Regions from separate parts of the Homo sapiens genome. Here region 2 is linked to region 1. Evidence: chromatin contacts called from ENCODE Hi-C data. All regions are on one chromosome and are shown on one strand. Each heading gives the region's core, a stretch centred on a gene start or an enhancer-like site at or near the end of the contact. The rest is flanking DNA. Distances are from core to core; before and after follow the strand shown. Region 1 holds the start of HVCN1 (hydrogen voltage gated channel 1). Region 2 holds the start of ALDH2 (aldehyde dehydrogenase 2 family member).

What was found. Hi-C counts contacts between places; a loop is a spot of excess contacts on that map. Pooled maps may share reads with other maps.
Region 2: a loop to region 1 is called in a map with no recorded cell type, with 3 times the contacts of the local background. The contact joins the promoter of ALDH2 here to the promoter of HVCN1 in region 1. A Hi-C loop is called at or near these places in 2 of 37 single-sample maps with no recorded cell type and 2 of 50 pooled maps.

What each region holds. Positions count from the first base shown.
Region 1 is chr12:110,686,778-110,691,656 of GRCh38, forward strand. It overlaps HVCN1 (hydrogen voltage gated channel 1), which reads right to left and starts at 2,338. Exons shown (of 8, transcript NM_032369.4): 1 at 2,303-2,338; 2 at 1,848-1,931. RefSeq lists enhancers at 408-1,236, 1,799-1,848, 3,099-3,148, 3,269-3,378, 3,909-4,058 and silencers at 2,029-2,528, 2,589-2,658.
Region 2 is chr12:111,765,478-111,770,112 of GRCh38, forward strand. It overlaps ALDH2 (aldehyde dehydrogenase 2 family member), which reads left to right and starts at 1,456. Exons shown (of 13, transcript NM_000690.4): 1 at 1,456-1,619. The coding sequence starts at 1,506. RefSeq lists an enhancer at 915-1,684 and a silencer at 1,144-1,463.

The DNA.
Region 1 (4,879 bases), core at 1,088-3,587:
CTGGTCACAAGAGGTAAGTGCTTCCAAAATGATCCCACCCTTGACTTGCACACCTTGGTTAGGAAACTGTATCTCCAAGAAGCCATTTGATAGCCAAAAACATGCACAATATGGACAATGATATTTATAGCTAAGTTGAATAGTATGGCTAAAACCTGGAAGTGGCCCTCAACCCCCAAGCCCTACTTTAGGGAAAAGCTGAGGAAGGCAGTGGGCTCTTGGGAGGGATAATTCTGAAGTCTATGTAGAAACGGGAGAAAAAATGCTGTCAAGCAGTGAGAAGAAAAATAGGCTGATGGCTGACACATTGCCTGCAACTGTACAAAACTATCTGAGCCATTCCTAGGTGCCAGGCACTGATTTCCCAGGTTCTGGGAAATCCAAGGTGAAGAGGAAAGGGCAAGATCACGATCCTGGTAGACTGACATGTTACCTGGGGAGACAAACAAGGAAGCAAGGAAATATACAAGACAGACCACACCCCCCCCCCCCAGCTAAGCACTGGGAAGCCAGCCAGCCAGAGTAAGGGGCCAGGGAGCAGGCGGGGTCTCCTTAAGTGGGGTGGTCAGGGACAACTCGACATTTATGGTGTGCCCTGAATTACAAGGGAGTATGTCACAGATTGCAGAGAAGAGCATTCCCGGGAAAAGGAAGAACACGTGTGCTGTGCACAGCCCCTGAGAGAGCGGAGTACTTAGGAGGTGGCGGCTGGGGACAGCAGTGGACAGGACAGTGGCCAGAGAGAAAAATTGAGAATAATCACACAGGGCCTGATCATGGAGAGGGCTTGGCAGGCGATGCTGGGGATTTGGATGGAAGTGAGGGGTCCAGCGTGATGAGGCGGCAAGAGATGCTGGCGGCCTGGTCTCAGGGTGGAAGTAGGGGGTGGAGGGGTGGCCGGATTCAGGATATGCTTTGGGTTAGAACTTGTCGCTAGCCTAGACTGTGGGGAAGGGACGAGGAGCGGGGTGGTGGATGACAGCTCCCAGGGCCCAAGCCCCAATGACTAGCAAAGGATCAAGTCTGGGGACAAGAACACTCTGGCTTTCTCCTTCTTGCTAAACCTGTGTCGGGGAGGGCAGGGGCCACAGAGCAGCTCTGGACCTTGTGCAAGCCTCAGCCCAGAGATTTTCAAAACCCTGCCCTTATCAGCCTTTCCCTCTGGGGAGTCAGCCAGAGAAGTTGCCACCCCCTCACCTTGGTCTTACTCAAGCAGCTCCTAGTTGCTGGTGGGGCTGTCCGGAAATCCTGCAGATCTCAGATAGCCCTGAACAACCTGAAGTTAAAGGTGCCCAGGACAGAGAAGTACTCTCAGAGGGGCAGGACGGAGGGTGGAGGAAGCACTGGAACCATGAACTTTTGGTAGTAACCTGGTGCCAGGGGCTAAGCCTGTACACCAAGCATCTTATATCATCTTCTCAGCAATCCTGCGAGGTAGGTACATGCTTAACCTCATGGGACAGATGCGGAAACTGAGGCAGAGACAGGCCAAGTCACGAAGCTGAGCCTGCAAGATCCCCCACACCCAGCACTGGTAAAAGTGGTGGGGGCAATGTTGGAGGGAGTTCCACTGAGGAACTGCTCTCCCCTCTCTGTCTTGGCGTTTACCCTGGCCCCAATCACTCTTGTTCCTCAGCATCTCTGTCTCCAACAGGTGGGTGCTTTTAAAGTGTTTCTAGGGAAGAGTTTGCTTCCCCGGGGCTCCTCCTTCAGGGATGGCTGGGCCTGCTCATTGCAGCCTTCTCCCGGGACATCCAGCACTGCCTCTGCCCCTGCTTCTCTCCTACAATCTCCCGGGAGGGCAGCGGGGCAGGGACGATGCATCCGAGGACTTAGGGGACACAGACCTGGTTGTGAGTTCTGGCTCTGCCTCCTTTGGCTGTGTGACCCAAGGCAAGGGGCTTGGCCTCTCTGCGTCTTGGTTTCTTCACCTGTTAAGAGGGAGACGACGATGGTCACCTGTGGCTGCTGCGCGGAGTGTGAAGAACTGAAGGCACCTGGCCCAGGGCGGCGCGCACCACCAACTCTCCGGGATCGGGGGGTCACTAGGGCCAGCGTCTCCCGCGTTCCCCTCCCCTGGACTCCAGTCCCTGCCGAGGGGAAGCACTGCCCGCCCGCGCCGGGACACGCCAGAGCCGAGGGCAACCGAGGGCTGGGGTCCTGCTGGGGCTCCACGGCGAGGCCTGGACAGCGGAGATGCGGGGGGGGGTCCCCTCTTCTCGGAAGGATCGGGCACTGGGGGTCTTGTAGAAAGGGCTGCACGCCAAACGGGGTACGCCCCCCGCCCGGCCCGAGCACTTACCCGGCGCCCCACCCGCCCGCGGTCACCGCTGCGACTGGGAGCCTCAGAGCAGGTCCGGCCCAGCCCGTCCCGCCCCGTACCGTACCAGGCCCCGCCCCCGCCCGGGCCGCCCCCGCCCCCGTCCCCGCCCCCACAGCCCGCAGACCCCCAACGGTCGGCGGGCTTCTAGGCCTCGGCCCGGGTCTTAGTCCCCTTGTCCCTGCCTGTGGTCAGTCCACCCGTTCGTCCCTACCTCCCTCACCCCGGCTGCCTCCCGCCCCGCAGGGTGGGCCTGTCCTGGGCCTCCCGCAGTTACAAAGGTCCCGCCCGTGGGAGCGAATCGCGGATCACAAAAATCCTGCCCCGGGCCAGCCTAAGGGAAGGGTGGGCGGGGGAACCACTTCCTTCCTCCGCCGGCTGGAGCGGGGCGAATCCACCCCGCCAACCCCTTTCGGGGAGCTTCTGCTCCATCCCACCGTCTCCGGGCCACCCCTGCCTCTGGGTCTCCTGATTCCTTGGCCTCGTCCCCTGCACAGTTTCTGCCATGCAGGGGTGGAGGGTGGGCAGCACGCTCTGACGAATGAGCAACCTCTCAGCCCTCAGAACTTCCCTTGGTCGAGGGCTCTGAGGCTGCTCATGGGATGGTACTGGCAAGAGGGAGCCTTACCGCGTGCAGCCCCTGCCTGTCCTGGGCCGCCTTGCTCCGGGCCAACTCGTACGGCCCCGCAGGCGCAGGCCCAGCTCTGAAGTCCCTCCCCTGTGGGCCCTCCCAGCACCCTGTTCACACAGTCGAATCAGTTCTGTTAGCTTCTGTCTTCCCCCAGAGACCATTTGTCCCAAACATCCTGCAAAGCCGTCTTCTGCACACCTCTCCCTTCCGGTTGAGTCGGGGCTGTGGGGAGAGGCTCACCTCCTTGGGGTTGTGTTAGTTTCCTCATGCCGCTGTTAACAGATCACCACAAACCTAGTGGCTTAACACAAATGTGTTATCTTACAGCCCTGGAGGCCAGAAGTCTCAGATGGGTCCTACAGGGCCAGAATCAAGGTGTGGGTGGGGCTGTGCCTTCTGGAGGCGCCAGGGTAGTGTGTTCCTTGCTTTTCCCGGCTGGAGAGGTGCCTGTGATCCTTGGCTGTCTCAATCCGACCTCTGCCTCCATGGTCACAGCGTCTTCTCCCTTCTAAGGAGCCCTGTGATTATATGGGATCCACCTGGATAATCCAGGCTAATCTCTCCAGCTCAGGATCCTTCACATAGCCACATGTGCAAAGTCCCCTTTGCCACTTAAGGCAACATACAGGTTTGGAGGGGTTAGGATGTGGATATCTTGGTAGGGGGGTGCATTCTTCTGCCTCCCATAGGGGTATTGTCTGCTTCAACTGACTCGGCTTTCCCCAATTCTGCTGGGCAGCTGGCTTTCTTTTCTTTTTTCTTTTTTTTGGAACGGAGTCTCACTGTCGTCCAGCCTGGAGTGCAGTGGTGCGATCTTGGCTTACTGCAACCTCCGCCTCCTGGGTTCAAGCAATTCTCCTGCCTCAAGCCTCCCGAGTAGCTATGATTACAGGCCAGCATCACCATGCCTGACTAATTTTTGTATTTTTAGTAGAGACGGGGTTTTACCATGTGGGTCAGACTGGTCTCGAACTCCTGACCTCAAGTGATCTGCCTGCCTTGGCCTCCGAAGGTGCTGGGATTACAGGTGTGAGCCACTCCACCCGGCAACAGTCTCACTCTGTGGCCCAGGCTGGGGTGCAATGGCATGATCTTGGCTCAGTGCAACCTCTGCCTCCTGAGTTCAAGCAATTCTCCTGCCTCAGCTTCCTGAGTAGCTGGGATTACAGGTGCCTGCCACCACGCCTGGCTAATTTTTGTTTTTTTAGTAGAGACAGGGTTTCTCCATGCTGGTCAGGCTGGTCTCGAACTTCTGACCTCAAGTGATCCGCCTGCCTCGGCCTCCCAAAGTGCTGGGATTACAGGCGTGAAACACCATGCCTGGACTGCAGCAGGCTTTCTTTTTTCTTTTTGAGGTGGAGTCGCGCTCTGTCACCCAGGCTGGAGTGCAGTGGCGCGACCTCGGCTCACTGCAAGCTCCGCCTCCCAGGTTCATGCCATTCTCCTGCCCCAGCCTCCTGAGTAGCTGGGACTACAGGCGCCCGCCACCACGCTCGGTTAAATGTTTTGTATTTTTAGTAGAGACGGGGTTTCACCGTGTTAACCAGGATGGTCTCGATCTCCTGACCTCGTGCTCCGTCCTCCTCGGCCTCCCAAAGTGCTGGGATTACAGGCGTGAGCCACCGCGTCTGGCCAGAAGGCTTTCTTAAAAACATTTTGGTCAGATCTCCTGACTTCTCAGTCATGTATTATTACAACAGCCCCATGCCAGTTTCTAAGGCATAGTCTGGTCCATTTTCAACTTCAACTTCCTTATATTTTATTAAAAATTCTCCTCCTCCCCCAGGGCCAGCTAGACAGAGTGGAGAGGATGTGGGGACTGCTCCCAACAGCCCCTCCTCTGTGTTCACTCCCCTCTGGTTGAGGAAGGGAAAAGGGAACAAGTACCCCGTCCCCTAGTTGCACACCTGGAAGTTGCAGCCCTCTGT
Region 2 (4,635 bases), core at 206-2,705, 1.1 Mb after region 1:
ACCAATATGATGAAACCCCATCTCTACTAAAAATACAAAAATTAACCAAGTGTGGTGGCATGCGCCTGTAATCCCAGCCACTTGGGAGGCTGAGACAGGAGAATCGCTAGAACCTGGGAGGTGGAAGTTGCAGTGAGCCCACATGGTGCCAGCCTGGGCAACAAGAGTGAAACCCCATCTAAAAAAAAAAAGCAAGGCGCCATTGGGAAGGGGAAGTGGGGCCTGCATGGCTGAATTCAGAGAAGGAAGGGAGTCTTGGTTATCAGATTATCTCTGCAGCTGATCTCCAAACCTATTTCCCTTCTTCCTGGCACAGGGGCCACTCATTTCCCAGACTCTTTTGCATGGAGGCATGGTTGTGTGATTGAAATCCAGCCAGGCGAGCAGGCTCAGCCCACAGAAACCTCCCATGGGCCACCCCCATGCCTTTTCTTCCTCTGGTTTGTGTGGAATGGTGCTGAGCCCCCAGGGCGACTTTGGTGGAATCTGGTGTTGAAATCAGAGTCCCACCGCCGGGCGCGGTGGCTCACGCCTGTAATCCCAGCACTTTGGGAGGCCGAGGCAGGCGGATCATGAGGTGAGGAGATCGAGACCATCCTGGCTAACACGGTGAAACCCCGTCTCTACTGAAAATACAAAAAATTAGCCGGGCGTGGTGGCAGGCGCCTGTGGTCCCAGCTACTCCGGAGGCGGAGGCAGGAGACTGGTGTGAACCCGGGAGGCAGAGCTTGCAGTGAGCCGAGATCGTGCCACTGCACTCCAGCCTAGGCGACACAGTGAGACTCCGTCTCAAAAAAAAAAAAAAAAAAAAGAATAAGCAAATCATGCAAATCATCCTGTTCTAAACTCTGAACCGCTGCTTCCAAGACCGTCCCTGCCCTTGCCCTGGCCGCCTCTCTCCTTGTTAACTGGGCTCCATTCATTCTTTCCATTTCTCTAACACGTGCCAGGTGGTCTCATCTCCTGGCCTTTGCCCTTGCTGTTCCCTGTCATCATTCAGGTCTCACTTGTCATTTCCTGACCATGGTACTTATAAAAGCAGTGCCGTCTGCCCCATCCATGTCACCTCGTTCATCTCCTTCACCTCCGAAATGATCTCGCTTTTGGGTTTACGGCCGGTCTCTTCACCTGGAGCATCAGCCGGGAAGGTCAGGGTCGCCCTGGCTCGGGCCTGTTCACATTGGGGTCAAAGGCACACATTGGGGGCTCAACCAAGGCGAGCTGCGTTCGCGGGGCCGGGTCTTTCCGCACAGGCGGAGGGCGGTGGCGGGCGCGGAGGCGTCGCGCGAGCCAGGGGGCAGCCACGGGCCGGGGGTACCTAGCGCCACCCGCTTCGCTTGCATCAGCTGCGCGCCCCATCCCGAGGAATGGTAGAGGCAGCCCCGCCCCCGGCCCGCCCCCGCCTTTCCATTGGCTGCCGCGCGGGGCGGGGAGCGGGGTCGGCTCAGTGGCCCTGAGACCCTAGCTCTGCTCTCGGTCCGCTCGCTGTCCGCTAGCCCGCTGCGATGTTGCGCGCTGCCGCCCGCTTCGGGCCCCGCCTGGGCCGCCGCCTCTTGTCAGCCGCCGCCACCCAGGCCGTGCCTGCCCCCAACCAGCAGCCCGAGGTCTTCTGCAACCAGGTGAGCCCACCGGCCGGGCTCGCGCTTTGTTTTCCGGCCCGAGTCCCCCGCAGGCCCCTAGGAAGGCCCCGCGCCGCCGTGGGCCTTAGTGTACTCATCTGGGGCTCGAGGGGTTTGCAGAGGCTGACCTGGAAGCACATCTGCCCCCTCCTCTCCTGCAAGCATTTTAGCCCCTTCGCCGCCTCTGACAGTCCCCGTCCCATTTCCCCGTGACTTGGGCCCCCTCTCCGTCTTCGCCCAGCCTCGGTCTGTTTTCCAGGGCCAACTCTCGGGGTTCCGTTCTCCCCATGGTCCTTGCTTTCGGGTCTCCGCAGGGTCCCCACCCTCACCCACTCAGAAGACGCGACCAAGTCCCTCTTTGCAGGAACTTTCCTGTCTTTTCCTTAGTCATCCCCTTTACCCCCTGACTCATGCCCTCATCCAAGGAGTTCAAAAGGAAAAACCAGGAAAGAGGTGATTTGCAGCCACGTTCTCCAGTTCACCATGGGCGAGGCCACGCTCGGCTGCTTCCATTGCTGGGAGTAGGGAATCCTGGAGGACCTTCGGCCCCAGGGGGCCGACCCCAAGGGGTGTCTGCGGCTTCCAACGCCGGCTTCGACCAAACCAAGGAGGAGCTTTCCAGGATAAAACTGATTCCTGTGGTCCATTTATTGATTGCTCAATCAGTAATACTTTGGAATATTTTTTGTTTTGATCTTTGAGTTTGGTTAAAGTTCTAGACTTCACAGAGGCTGAAATTGGTTATGAAAGAGTTTGTTTTGTTTGTGCCAGTGCATGTTGGCTGCCTTCTCTGACTTAAGCTTTTTCTCCTATAAATGGAAAGGCGCTCTGAGGGTTAGGTTCACACAGGCCCTCATCAACCAGTCACTTCATAGTTAATCACAGCTCCTGTCCTGTCTGCACAGCCTTTGTGCAGCACTGTTCTAAGCGTCTACCTGTTTTGCAATTTAAGGTAATTTTTACAACAGCCTCAGTAGGAAGGGACTGTAATTCTCCATTTTACAGATGAAGAGACTGAGTCACAAAGAGGTTTAGTGACTCACCTAAAGACCAAAGTCAGTGGCATAGTTGGGGTTCACAGCTGAACTTCCAGGAGTAAGCCCCTAACCAGAACATTCCATGGTATGTTGTGACTCTGGGTGGGAACAAAGGGACCACCGATCCTCTGGGACTATTGCTGATTTGGGATGCTGTAGAGCTGGCTCCTAGCCAGCTGCTTTCAACAGCACACCTGCTGGTCTGGCCCTGAGTGTGGCTGCAAATCTGGATATAGGTGATGGGTAAAGGCACATGCGTGTGATTTTAGGGGATGTTACAAAGGTCATTTGCAAGGGAATTTTTAAAAGGATAAAATAAAATCTTTTGCATAACACAAGCTAAAAAGGCAGCAGCTATGGCTCCCTTGGCAGCCTGTGCAAGTTCATGCTTGGAAGACTTGAGCATCAAAAGATCTAGCAGAGGCCAGGTGCAGTAGCTCATGCCTGTAAATCCCAGCATTTTGGGAGGCCGAGGTGGGATGATCCGTTGAGCCTAGGATTTCGAGACCAGCCTGGGCAACATAGCAAGACCCTGTCTCTAGTCTCTACTAAAAAAGTAAATTAGTTAGGTGCGGTGGCACATGCCTGTAGTCCCAGCTATATGGGAGGCTGAGGTGGGATGATCCCTTGAGCCTAGGATTTCGAGACCAGCCTGGGCAACATAGCAAGACCCTGTGTCTAGTCTCTACTAAAAAAGTAAATTAGTCAGGTGCGGTGGCACATGCCTGTAGTCCCAGCTATATGGGAGGCCGAGGTGGGAGGATCACTTGAGCCTAGGAGTTCGAGGCTGCAGTGAGCTATGATTGGGCCACTACACTTAGTCTGAGCAACAGAACAAGACCCTGTCTCAGAAATGTCCTCAAGGAACAGCCATCGCCCTAGGAACCCTTCTGGCCACAGGATCTGATTAAAATCTTTATCCTTTATCACATGCAGATGAGGCAGCTGGGTCCAGATATGCACCCAGGCCCATAGGTAACACATCCTGTTCTCCAGATTTACTCTGTGGGTGTAGGCTGGAGGAGCCGAGTCAATTCCCTGTGGCTGCTTTTCTTTATCAGACTTTTTGAGATCATTAAAGTAACACATGCCCACTGTATAAAATTGCAGAGGACTGACTTACAACTCTCTGGACATGGTCAGTCAAGGTGATTCATGCCTGTAATTCCAGCACTTTGGGATGCCAAGGTGGGAAGATCGCTTGAGATTAGATGTAAGGCTGCAGTGAACTATGATTGTGCCACTGCACTCCAGCCTGGGCAATGGAGCAAGAACCCATCTCTTAAAAAATAAATAAATAAATAAACCTCTCTGGATACCCCATTTTACTCCCTCCAAGAGCACTGTGAACAGGTGGGTGTGTCTCTTGTAGACATTTTGTTTGCATTTACAAGTGCCTGCAGCAAGAGAGAGAGAGAGAGAATGCAAGCACACCAGACTTTTTTTTTTTTTTAACATAAATGAGATGCAACCACTTATATTCTGAAGCTCGCCGTCTCACTGAACAATGTACCTGGGTTATCATTCTGAGTACGTTCAGATCTCATTTAACCCTTTCCAAGGACCACAGAGCATTCTACTCTGGTGGCGCCGTGCTGGAACTGGACCTCTTAGAGCCCCCTGGGCTGTTTGCAGTGTGGCCTTATTGCTGACTCAGCAGGGAAGAGGGATGGTGCATACAGCAGTGGACTCTGCACCTCAGCTGCCTCATCTGTAAAATGGGGTAAAATGGCTGGGTGCAGTGGCTCACACCTGTAATCCCAGCATTTTGCAAGACTGAAGCAGGCGGATCACGAGGTCAGGAGTTCGAGACTAGCCTGGCCAACATAGTGAAACCCTGTCTCTACTGAAAATACAAAAATTAGCTGGGCATGGTGGCGCGCACCTGTAATCCCAGCTACTTGGGAGGCTGAGGCAGGAGCATCACTTGAACCTGGGAGGCAGAGGTTGCAGTGAGCCGAGATCACACTACTGCATTC